Regions from separate parts of the Homo sapiens genome. Here region 2 is linked to region 1. A link is an interaction called in ENCODE POLR2A ChIA-PET data of the cell type or tissue named here. Cell type or tissue: Panc1. All regions are shown on one strand. Each heading gives the region's core, and the rest is flanking DNA. Links, peaks and the distances in the headings are about the cores only.

Region 1 (5,938 bases), core at 575-5,574:
AGAAAGAGTAAGTTCGGAGAGGAAATAATGAGGTCAGATTAAAACTGCACTTTGGCTGTTGGCTATTCATTCCTATTGATCATACAATGTTAAGTTTATTAAAGCACTATCCATTTTTAGTGATATCTCAAAATGCTAAATTCAGGCAAGGAGTTTATAGCATTTCAGGACCTGGGCTAAGTGATTTTAAGGCAGGTTCTGCAAGGAGGGTAGTAGAGATGAGTGAGGACAGTGAAGCAAAAGTCTTGAAGCAAGTCTGGATGAGAAATTATTTAGTCTTCATAAATAAGCTGTCTGGCTCACAGCCTTAAATTTCAGGAAAGGGTATTTCCTGGATGAAGCAGATAAATTATTTTGCTTGGCCCAGTATTATTTAATATATACACGCAAAGAGTATATGCAGCCCCATGACCCCCTGTAGTTTAATGCAGGGACTAAGGAATTATCAAGATGTGAATGGAACATTCAGGCAGATGAGTTCACCAGGCTATCTAGAAACTAGGCGTGGAAATGGAAATAATGATTTCAAGTCGCCTGAACAGAACATACTTTCTGACTCAAGCAGGAACTCAATAAAATACCTTGCAAATCTCCTCTGAGGGGGTATTCTATCAAGGATCATTCAGGAGACTAAAACTTGGGAATGCTCCCAGAATGTTAGTCACTTGCATCCAAACCCAAGAGGGAAGGATCAAGTCAACATGATCTTCTTCCTCTTCTCGTTTTATTCTCTTTGGGATCTCTCAAGCTAAGAAATTACACTGCACATTTCTTGTGACCTCCAGCAGAGCTTGAGGAAGAGAAGAATATCTAAATAACTGTTAGATTTATTCATATTTTGAAAGTTTTATCAAGCTTCCTGAACTTGACCAGTTAAGCTAGACTGACAAAACCAAGGTTGGAATTTTTTATAAAGGAGGGATGGAGAGATGCAGGTCATTATATATATCAGCTACCTCCTCATCGAGCCTCTATCCCTAAACTTTAGCCACTGCTTCACTATCAGAACAATTAAAGATTTAAAACACACCTTATAAATGTTCCTTCTAGGAAAATTACAGGTTTATAGTCATCTCCAGAAAATAAGGAACAAATATGCTTTTACATTGTCCATGATCTGTAATTGTTTTTTGAGATGAAGCCATTTTCAAGCCTTTGGAAGGGATAGCAGAGGAAAAACCAGGTGGCAGAAATGACCTTGACTATTTTTCCACCTGCCCAGTGTTTTAGCTTGTTTTAAAGGATGATCAAATGTATTGGATGTATTTAATTAATGCATTCAACAAATTAGACAGGTGTGTGTTTTTTAGACACCTACTATATGCCAGCAGTATTATAGGATCTGGGATACAACAATGGACAAATAAATGTCTCTGCTCTTCTAGAGCTTGCATTCTAGTCACAGACACAAGCAAAAAATAAAAACAAATGAATATATTTGGATAAGTATATATGTTGGGAGTTACCAGGGCTGTGAAAAAAATATAGCTGAGGAAGAAATACACATTCATAGGAGAATGCTTATCTTAAAAGGAGGGAGGTAGGCCTCTCATTCAATATTTGAGCTCAGACTTGAAGGAAGTGAGAGAGAGAGCATGCATATATATATCTGGGTGAAAAACATTCCAAGCAAAGGGAACAGCAAATGTGCAAATGCTCTGCAGCGACTCTCTGTGTATTAATGGCATGTTAATAGAAGGAAATGGGCTCTCATTTCCACTTAAGTAGTAATATCTGGTGGCAGTGCTGTGGGACTAGCCAGGGTTGGTATAGAATACACCAAAGAGGGTATTGGTAGAAACCTAGGTGGAAACTAAGTGTCCATCAATGGATGAATGAATACAGAAAATGTGGTATATATACACAACGGAATACTATTCAGCCATAAAGAAGAATGAAATCCAGCCTTGGTGACTACATGGATGAACTGTTAAGTGAAATAAGCCAGGCACGGAAAGACAAATACTGCATCATCTCACTTATATGTGGAATCTTGAAAATTTGATCACATAGATGCAGAGTGGAGTGGTGGTTACCAGAGCCTGGGGGTGGTGGGGGTAGGGGGAGATGTTGGCCAAAGGATACATACTTACAGCAGGATAGAAAAAATAAATTTCAAGGGATCTACTATAAAGCAAGGTGACTATGGTCAATGATTATATATTATGTTCTTGAAAAATCTAGAGTATATGTTATATGCCCTTACCACAAAAATAACTACGTGAAGTAATGCACATGTTAATTAGCTAGATTTGACAATTCCACAACGTATATGAACTACAAAACATCATGTTGTGCACTATAAATGCATACAGTATTATCTGTCAATTAAAAAATAAAAGAAAAAAAGGGTTTTGAATTTACGTAAGTATGCAAATCCAAGCATACTCATTTGAGACCATGATGTACACTGCAAAAGTCTTTTTTCTTCCACTGACCTACTTACCAAAAGATCTCTGTGCTGTCCCAGATTTCAGACTTTCAGGCTTAAACATGTTGTCTGGGTTCTGACCATTTCAAAACCGCTTTATCACTGGCTTCAGTCTCCTTATAGACACATATTCTCTACATGTTTTTTCTTTCAGTTAATCTAACCTTGGTGCAAAGATTTTCTCTCTGTATATGAACTAACTCTGCTGCCCCAAGGTTTCCTCCATATATAAGAATATAAAGTGCATTTGATGAAAGTAAAGGTTTTGAATCAAAGGGTATAATTTAGAAAATTTAGGGCATTCAAAACTGTCCCCCTCTCCTGCCTTCTGAAAGAGCTCAATGTGTGTTACTAAAGAATGAGGGAAACTGTTTCTAACTGTAGAAATAAATCCACTATGTATAATAAATCCACAATATTGAGAAACAACTCTGCATGCTGTTGTCTAAGGTCAAGCTAAAGCTTCCCAGGAATTGGAATCTCAATAAATATTGGTTACATTGAACAGAACTTTGGCAGATTTTCTACTCTTTGTGTTGCATTTTTGGCAAATAATATTTTTTAATAAGTACCTCCAGTAAATAACAGCAACATTTGGGACAATTTTGTAAATGAGATACTTATTAAAAATATATAATGTCTTTGTTATTCTCTTAGTAACTCAGTGTAGATATAATCTTAATTTACCACCTAGGAAAGCTCTACTGCAATGACTCATTCCTTTTTAGAGCTTAATGGAACCCAAAAGATTCCTATGCTTATTTTGCATCCAGAGATATGAGCTCCAGAGAAGTTATATAGGGTTAGAAAACAAGTTCCTGATTCTCAGGCTGGGTTTTTTTTTCATTACAACATTCTGCCCTTCATGGATTCCCGTGATTGCTTCATAGTCCAGAAGCATCTTACCTTTTCTTGAGCAGAAAATAGAGAGAGAAAACATACAGCAGTAAATCTGAAATTCTGGAGAGAACAAATTTCTTTTTACTAAACCTTTGGATCATAATTTGGCCCAAGGCTGAGGCTAGATATAAGATGATATCCTGGTGTTACAAACAAATAGTTATTTCAGACAAACAAAAGATGCCTGCTTTTCTTTCTTACTATATTGACTACCTGGGTTGTTCTTTGACCGAACTTGTTTTGTCATCAGATAGAACTTGACGAGCTTTTCTAACTTATGATCAATCTGAGTGGAGCTCTTCAACAACTGGCTCAGAGTTCTGTGGAATGACAGAATAATAGCTCAGTTCATATTTTAAGCATAGTAAATAATTTCTTTCTTACTAGTCACATAAAATGACTGTTCATTATTCTTTTATTTGCATTGGGTAATAAGGTAACAAAGCTGCTATTCATGTCGGCAATCGTTTTTCTACAGACAAAAGAACACATCTTAGGTAAATAGAAACCTCTCTGCTCCAAAAACAAATGCAAAGATTTTGATTCATAGCTTTGACTGAAGTCTTATAAAGGGTAACTTTTAATATATATGACTCATAAATAACAAATATACATTAAAAAATGAGACAGAGAAATTCCCCAATCCTAAGGTGGGCCTTGGTAATGTATAGTACTATTTTATATGCAAAGTTCAATGAATGATTACTTAAATCTCCCCCTCTCCTTCTCCACTGGTCTCTTTTTCAAAAAAAGAAGTTTTGATTCCTCAGATGGAAATAGACTCACAGCAATCAGGGGAAGTTGGGCAGTGTGGCAGTAGTTACAGAGTAAGCAATATTTTGATTTCATTTTTTTCTTGCTCAAGTATAAAATGTTAATACTCCTTGCAAAAAACCCCACAGTTATTACTTAACCCAAATCTACTATGGAAAATAATACTCATAATAAAAAGAAAACAAAAGCGTTTGCATAATAGTCATGATAAGAAAAATTAATAGGTGTCTCCATTGAACTCTGCCTGCACATGACTTGCATAGATCTCATTCAAGAATAACACTCAACTCTTTACTTTTTATTTCATATTAAACATTTGAATCTAGAACTGTTCTATTTGTCTTGAGATTATTATTTCTTGATTTCTTTTATTTTCTTCTCATTTTCTCCAAGCTTAGTCATCTTGATGAAAGTCAAGAGAGGAAAAAATTGACAAAATGAATTGTCACCACATTCTTTTAAAGAGTCTGCTACATGCCAGACTATTCTAGGGACCAGGAAAACCAGTGATCCTCACTCACTTTGAGTTTACATGGCATGGGCAGGCAACAGACAATAAATAAATGGACACAGTAATTATTTCATATAATAGGGGTTCATTTGGTTTGGGAATTCTGAAAACACCTCAGCTGGTGATGGTAGTTAACTGTAACTTGAAACCATGCGTAACTCTGGGGCCAGAGCATTCCAGGCAGAGCACAAGACTCTCCATCAGAAGGGAGATTAGCATGCTTGAGGATGAGAAAGAAGGCCTGAGCAGCTGGAGCAGAGTCAGTGCCACATGATAGGCAGGGATAGGCCAGAGTTTGAGAACCCTGAGGGGCCATGGCAAAGGGTCTGTACTTTATTCTAGCTACAGTAAGAAGTTGTTGGAGAATTGAAGCAGGACAACAAAGTGATTTTATTTATTTATTTATTTATTATTTTTTAATTTAAAGATCACCCTTGCTGTTGTGTAGAATAGAAGCAAGGAAACTGTTGTAATAATCCAAGTAAGAAAGGATGATGTTTAGAATAAGGTAGTTGCAGTGAAGACAGAGAAAAGCAGACAGGTTTTAGATGCATTTTGAATATAAATATACGAGGACTTGATCTATTAAGTGGCATTGTGGCAAGGATAGGGAGAAACTGAGGATAAGTTATTGGTGTTTGACTTGAGCAACTAGGTGAATAATGGTCTCATGTACCCAACTGAGGAAGCCTTGGGTGTGAGCTGGTTTGCAGAGGGAAAGAGCTCTGTGTTGGCCATAAGATCCTGGGGAGACCCCAAGACTTCTAAGTGGAGCATTATTGCTAATGATACCTTCCATTTATAGATTATATCATACACTGTTACAATTTCTATTTGTGTGACTGATGGATTGATTGCATGGGCAGATGAGGCGAGCTGGACATGAAGGAGACGTAAGTGAAGAGAGGAGAGGACACAGAAGCAGGAAGGAGAATGTGCTCAAAGATGAGATGATTGTTGGTGACTGCCATGCAGAATCTAGCCTTGGCTCTGCCATGTACCCCTGAGAGGAATATCAGTTCTCTTTCCTCTCCCATGTCCTCCTCTGACTATCTTTATGGGGACTGAAATGAGGCACTTTTCAAAAAAGGTAAGCAATAATTGGCCCATATCTCCTTTCTTATGCAATCCTCATTTATCTTTGAGATGTTATCACACTTGATATATTCCCATTCCAGTTGTCATATTAAAGCTTCTTAGTCGATGAACTTCTAGATTCACTTAGATTTAGGAGCCAGGAAAAGAAAATATTTATTCTAATATGTTGACATTTACCACTCTGATATTTATATTTCAGTAAGTATAACTTGAATGATTTATTT
Region 2 (5,408 bases), core at 1-5,000, 190 kb after region 1:
TGTGCACATCTGTTTTGTAACTGTTTAGATGAATGTCAGTTGTTATTTATTGAAATGATTTCACAGTGTGTGGTCAACATTTCTCATGTTGAAACTTTAAGAACTAAAATGTTCTAAATATCCCTTGGACATTTTATGTCTTTCTTGTAAGGCATACTGCCTTGTTTAATGGTAGTTTTACAGTGTTTCTGGCTTAGAACAAAGGGGCTTAATTATTGATGTTTTCATAGAGAATATAAAAATAAAGCACTTATAGAAAAAACTCGTTTGATTTTTGGGGGGAAACAAGGGCTACCTTTACTGGAAAATCTGGTGATTTATATCAATATTTCTCAATTTTTTAATTGTGTTTATTTTTCTGGGTGTTCAATTTGCTATACAGATAAATCAAACTATGAGTTATGCTTCATTTCATGCGGTGATTGCTGCCAATACCCTTGGCTCTCACCTAGTGAAGAATGCGCTTTACTAAACTATGGGCTGGCCCCTAATGGGAGAGTCACTGATATAAATTGCCCTTTTTATAAGAAGTTTCTTTCTGTCTTGCTACTCAAATTTACCTCCTTAAAAATATTTATATTATCTTAACAAGGGCTCTCATTTCATTGCTTTTGTTGAACAATATTTCTCATAATTGTTGACAATTTAATGAAGCTGGCAGTGAAATGGTGGCTAAAATATTTCGTTTTTCAAAACTCAAATCATTTGTGTCGTCAATAGAAGCAAAAGTGAGTGGCTGAATGCTTCACCTGTGAAAAGATCTGATTGAAATTTGGGCTCAGCTTTCTAGCCTTCACATATAAGTAATTAGCACTAAGATTTGCGGTGTTTCAATCCTTTATAGCAATATACCAACTATAATGGTTTTAAGATTGGACTGCATTCATTTGCATCGTTCCTAGTGGAATTTTGATGGGACCTCATAGAGCGGTTGCCTTCTGGGGAACTCTGTATTCAATGCTGTCCCAGAACAGCAGCAGCACTACAGGTTTTTAGGACAGAAGCAAAATTGGCATGTCTAAGGAAGAAATACCCCAATAATATAAAAGAAACCACACTCCAAACCTGAAAAGGAAGGATGTTCGTGCATGCATGAGGTGTGTGCTTGTTTCTGATTCAGAACTCATTCAGAAATCCTGAGCCCTGGGTAACTGCCTCTAACAGAGGCAAGAAGGTGAGACTGGCAGCCTCAATACTTCAAATCAAATTCTGGATCATCCCAAGAAGCTGGGCAAATAGAGGTCATAAGCAACAAGAAACAAACTCTGTGAGCTTTTCTCACAACTAAAAAAGTTAAAAACAAGAATCTCTTCATAATTCCAACATTATTAGTTAATTATGAATGAGATGAGGAAGAAGAATATTTGTAAACTATACATAAGCAAATAAATGCAAACCATTTGAGAAACTCCATAAATGGTAGCATTCACTCCCTAACCCCAAGTTAGAGGACACTGGAAAATGTTTACAAGTAGCATCCAAGGGTTCAATAAAACCACTCCTTACACCTAAGACAAGTCCTTACCCTCAAACATTGGAGCTTGCTGTACTGGCTACCTAGCTCTGGCTAATATGGAACAGGGAACATAAAAAGGACAAAAGAGATGCTTTTATTCACATGGTGGTTAAAGACAGATTTCAAAGGATCAGATTGACTTTGGTGTAAATTCCAGCTCTGTCACTGTGATCTTGGGCAAGTTTCTTTACTTCACTCAACCTCATTTTCCTTTCTATAGGATGAGGATAATAAAATTAGCCTTCTGAAGTGTTGTAAGAATTAAATGTTATGGAGGCTCTGGAAACCTGGTTCTTGCCATTGGTCCTCAGGCCAACTCCATGGACATGGTCTCAGTCTCAGTCTTAGATCAAGCAGATATGTAAATTGTGTTTTCACACCAAATTGCTCTGAAAACTTGCAAGTACAAGGCAGTCTCCTGTTGGGAGTGTTATAGCAGGAAGTAGGATACAGCGTTTTTGGCGTGGTAGTCACAGGGTGAAGGAAGTAGGAAAAGGATATTACATAACACATCACAGTTTTGAGAAGCCATCAGCAGGAAACAGCAATGATCACAGTGACTGAGGTTTCTTGAGCAATGTTACCATGGGGTCTAGAGAAGGAAAGAAGGAGACGTGGCTAACGCTATTCTATCATTGTGAGTCCTCCTGAGACACCCTCTCAGGTGTTCCAGAAGTAACTGGAGAGACGTTAAGGGATGGTGGAGGTGGCAGACCCACAATAGCACAGTGAGGGAAATCCAGAAAAACAGATCACACAGTTTGTCTTTTCTGGCTACCCAATCACATAATTTAAAAAAGGACCTGCCTGTCTTCACCAATGATGTCCCACTCCCCTCACAATGAGTACAACAGCTGCAATGTATAACAGCTTCCCAACTTAAGGCACTTGTTCTTCTGCATCTCTTCCTGGGGGCTTCCTCCATTGAGGTGTGGGAAAGGGGGCTTGGCAGAGAGAGATTTCTCAGCCCACAGCTAGGATGGCCTGTGATTTGATGCCCTGAGAGGAGAGATAGGAGTTAAAGGATGAATATTCAATTTTCCCAGTCTCTTGTTAGATAATTCTAGAATTTCCTATCTCTCTCTCCATATATATGTGTGTGTTTAAATTTTATAGATAGTGTATTAAAATAAATAAATATTAAAAAGACATATGAATAGATGAAATGTTCCACTTCCCTCTTCATTATGTTTACACCTTCTTTACACACCTGAGCATAATTAAGATAGTTATTTTAAAATCTTGGTATGCTAAGTCTATCATTCTGTCACTTCTGAATCTATATTTACTTGATTTTTTTTCTCTTATATAACTCATGCTGTTCTACTTCTTAGCATGTATAATCATTTTCATTTGACTGCAGGAAATTTTGAATCTTATGTTGCTGAGTGTCAAGATTTGTTCTCTTTCTTTAGAGTCTTGGGCTCCATTTTGACAAGCAGGTAAGTTCTAGGGCATCAGCTTTGTCTCTTTGGGGCTTGTTGTTGAGCTTTGTTAGGGTGGTCTAGGAATGTTCTTCACTCTAGGGTTTGTTTAGCTGTACTACTAAGTCATGTCCTTCTTGTGCCGTTAGTGAATGCCCTGAGTGCTCACAGGTTCTCTCTACTACGACAGGGTAGACCTTAACTATCTCCTCATTCCATGCTAGGTCTGAGGTTTTCTCAGCTTACAAATCTCTAGTTACTCTTTGCTTGACTTATGGAGTTTCCCCCACCGTGCGTGTGTGACTTAGTACTGATCAAAGAGACCCAGTGGGACCTCAGTGCAGATTTATGGAGTTCTGGTTTCTTGCATAGATCTCCCCTTTCTACAACTCTTTTTTCCTAAACTTCTAGCCACCCCAGCTCCCTTGAATTCAAACCTGTGCCCCCTCAACTCAGTAAGACTACCATGGTCTACTTTGGATCTCTCCCCTTGCACGGTGGTCCAGAGTTGCTCCAGAAAAAAACCAAGATCACCATACACCTCACCTTGTTTATTTCCTTTTCTGAGGAATTCTAGCCTTTTGCTGCTTGTTGTCCAATGTCTGATAACAATTGCTTCATATATTGTGTTGCATTTTCTAGTTGCTTAAGACAGGAAGTTATGACTTCTGTTTTACTTCAACGTGACTGGAAATTGAAGTCTTATTGGGACAATTCTGAGGAACATTTTACAAGGTTTCCTTGAGACTCCATGGCAAGATGAAGCCCTGGTTGCACAAATGATAGCTCATTCATTACATACACTTTATTAGATTTTCTCTCTTCCCTATCCCACATTCCCCCACTCCTTCACTTGTTCTTTCCATGATCACCTGTAAGATAAACTACTGCGCATAAGTCTTTTATCAGACTCTGTTTTGGGGGAGCCCAAACTTAGACAGTTGGGCCCCCCAGAAATTAGACCTCATAGCAGAGGCTTATGACTACTATTTTATTGAGGAGTATAATGCCAGAAAACCAAGAGGAAGAAAAATGGGAAGTGAGGCAGAAACAAGTGAAAGCTCATGATAGAAGAGAGCAGAACCACACTGGCCATTGCTGCACACAACTGAGTTCTTGACCTCACAAAGGGGCTGTTGTGAGTGTTTGCTTTCCTCATCTGCAGAAACTATGAAACCTGCTCAAACCAAGAAATTGTAGTTGTTGTGTTTATAGCAGAGTCATAAATCTTCCTAACAGCAGGGCATCAGCCTCTGATTTCTATTCCTTGGCTATGCTTAAAATAAAAATGTGGAATCTGGATCCACAAGGTACTAAAGCAGGGAGAAAGAGTCTACTAAACCATAGTCAGGACCTCATTTTCACCTTTGAAAAGGTGAGGACTCCAACTGACATTTTTGTTCTCCACATTAAAAGTAATAAATCTTTCTTTTTTTAAGTGAAAAGTAGTTAGAAATGCTACTGTTGCTTTCAAGAATCTCCTAAAAAAGAAGCCAGATCATATGGTGAGAAATAAATAAATAAAATGTTGAGACTAGGGACTGATCCCTTGACAGCCAGACAGGAGTTTGGTTCAAAACTTGAGAGATCACAAGAAAAAGAAAATCAGCCTTCTCATTTTATAGATGGAACTACAAAGGCTCAGAAACCACCAAGGAGTTACCAAATGCCATGGAATTATTTTATTACAAAAGTGGGTCAGAGTTTGGTTTTCTGATGACTAATACACAGTGATTTTTATTAAACTAGATTATTTTCATGACTGCTCAAGAAGACAGTTATCCTAAATTTTGGCTACAGGATTGGCTTTCTAAAATTTGTAGAACCATTCTCAGAGTACTAATTAATAGCTAATAGCCATTCACGCCATGTGCCACTTTAAGAAAGTTTAAAGAAAACATTGTGCATATTGTAGCCAAATAATTCAAAGTATAAAATGAGTTCAGCCAATTTACTGGCTAAATTACTCTATTAATCATCTATTGTCTCCCGAAAATGCAGTGGGTTTAAACAGTCACCATTTTATTTTGACACATGACCATCAATTTGGGCTAGGCAATACAACAACCTGGGCTTGGCTCAGGTAGTTCTTCTGATGGTGTCTCCTGGAGTCACCAGGTGACACTTGGTGACCGAGTGCAGCTGCCTCACTCACATGTCTGGTTTTTTGCACTAGTCATTGCCTGGGCCTCATGAGCTTGGCTATCCTCATATGGTGGCAGCTGCATTTTAACAGAGCAGGGGTAGAAACTCCTAGGCTTCTTACCTTGTTGGCCTGGAACATCTACATCATCACTTTTAACACTTCCTATTGGCCAAAGCAAGTCATGAGGTGAGCATAGAGTCAAGGGGGTTGGGATACAGATTCTGTCTCTTAAAGTGAGGAGCTGCTAAGAATGTAAGGCTATTTTTAATCTTTCACTGCTGTATTACTTCCTAATATTTGATTTTCTTGTTTATGACATAGA

What was found. ChIA-PET counts read pairs that join two places held together with the same protein. Peaks named below come from ENCODE experiments on the same cell type or tissue, not always from the same donor. Only the 100,000 strongest peaks of a DNase experiment are listed, where the experiment ranks them.
Region 2: POLR2A ChIA-PET joins it to region 1 with 8 read pairs; 2 of 35 experiments call an interaction of 5 or more read pairs at or near these places.

Annotation. Positions count from the first base shown.
Region 1 is chr4:73,679,491-73,685,428 of GRCh38, forward strand. No RefSeq gene overlaps it. Among named protein-coding and RNA genes, the nearest start is that of UMLILO, 28 kb to the right of the region's middle. In Panc1, for the core only: no CTCF peak of the experiment used is centred there; no DNase peak of the experiment used is centred there; H3K27ac peaks cover 3,531 bases.
Region 2 is chr4:73,870,981-73,876,388 of GRCh38, forward strand. It overlaps CXCL1 (C-X-C motif chemokine ligand 1), which reads left to right. Exons shown (of 4, transcript NM_001511.4): 4 at 1-328. Among named protein-coding and RNA genes, the nearest start is that of CXCL1, 4.3 kb to the left of the region's middle. In Panc1, for the core only: no CTCF peak of the experiment used is centred there; no DNase peak of the experiment used is centred there; H3K4me3 peaks cover 1,165 bases; H3K27ac peaks cover 241 bases.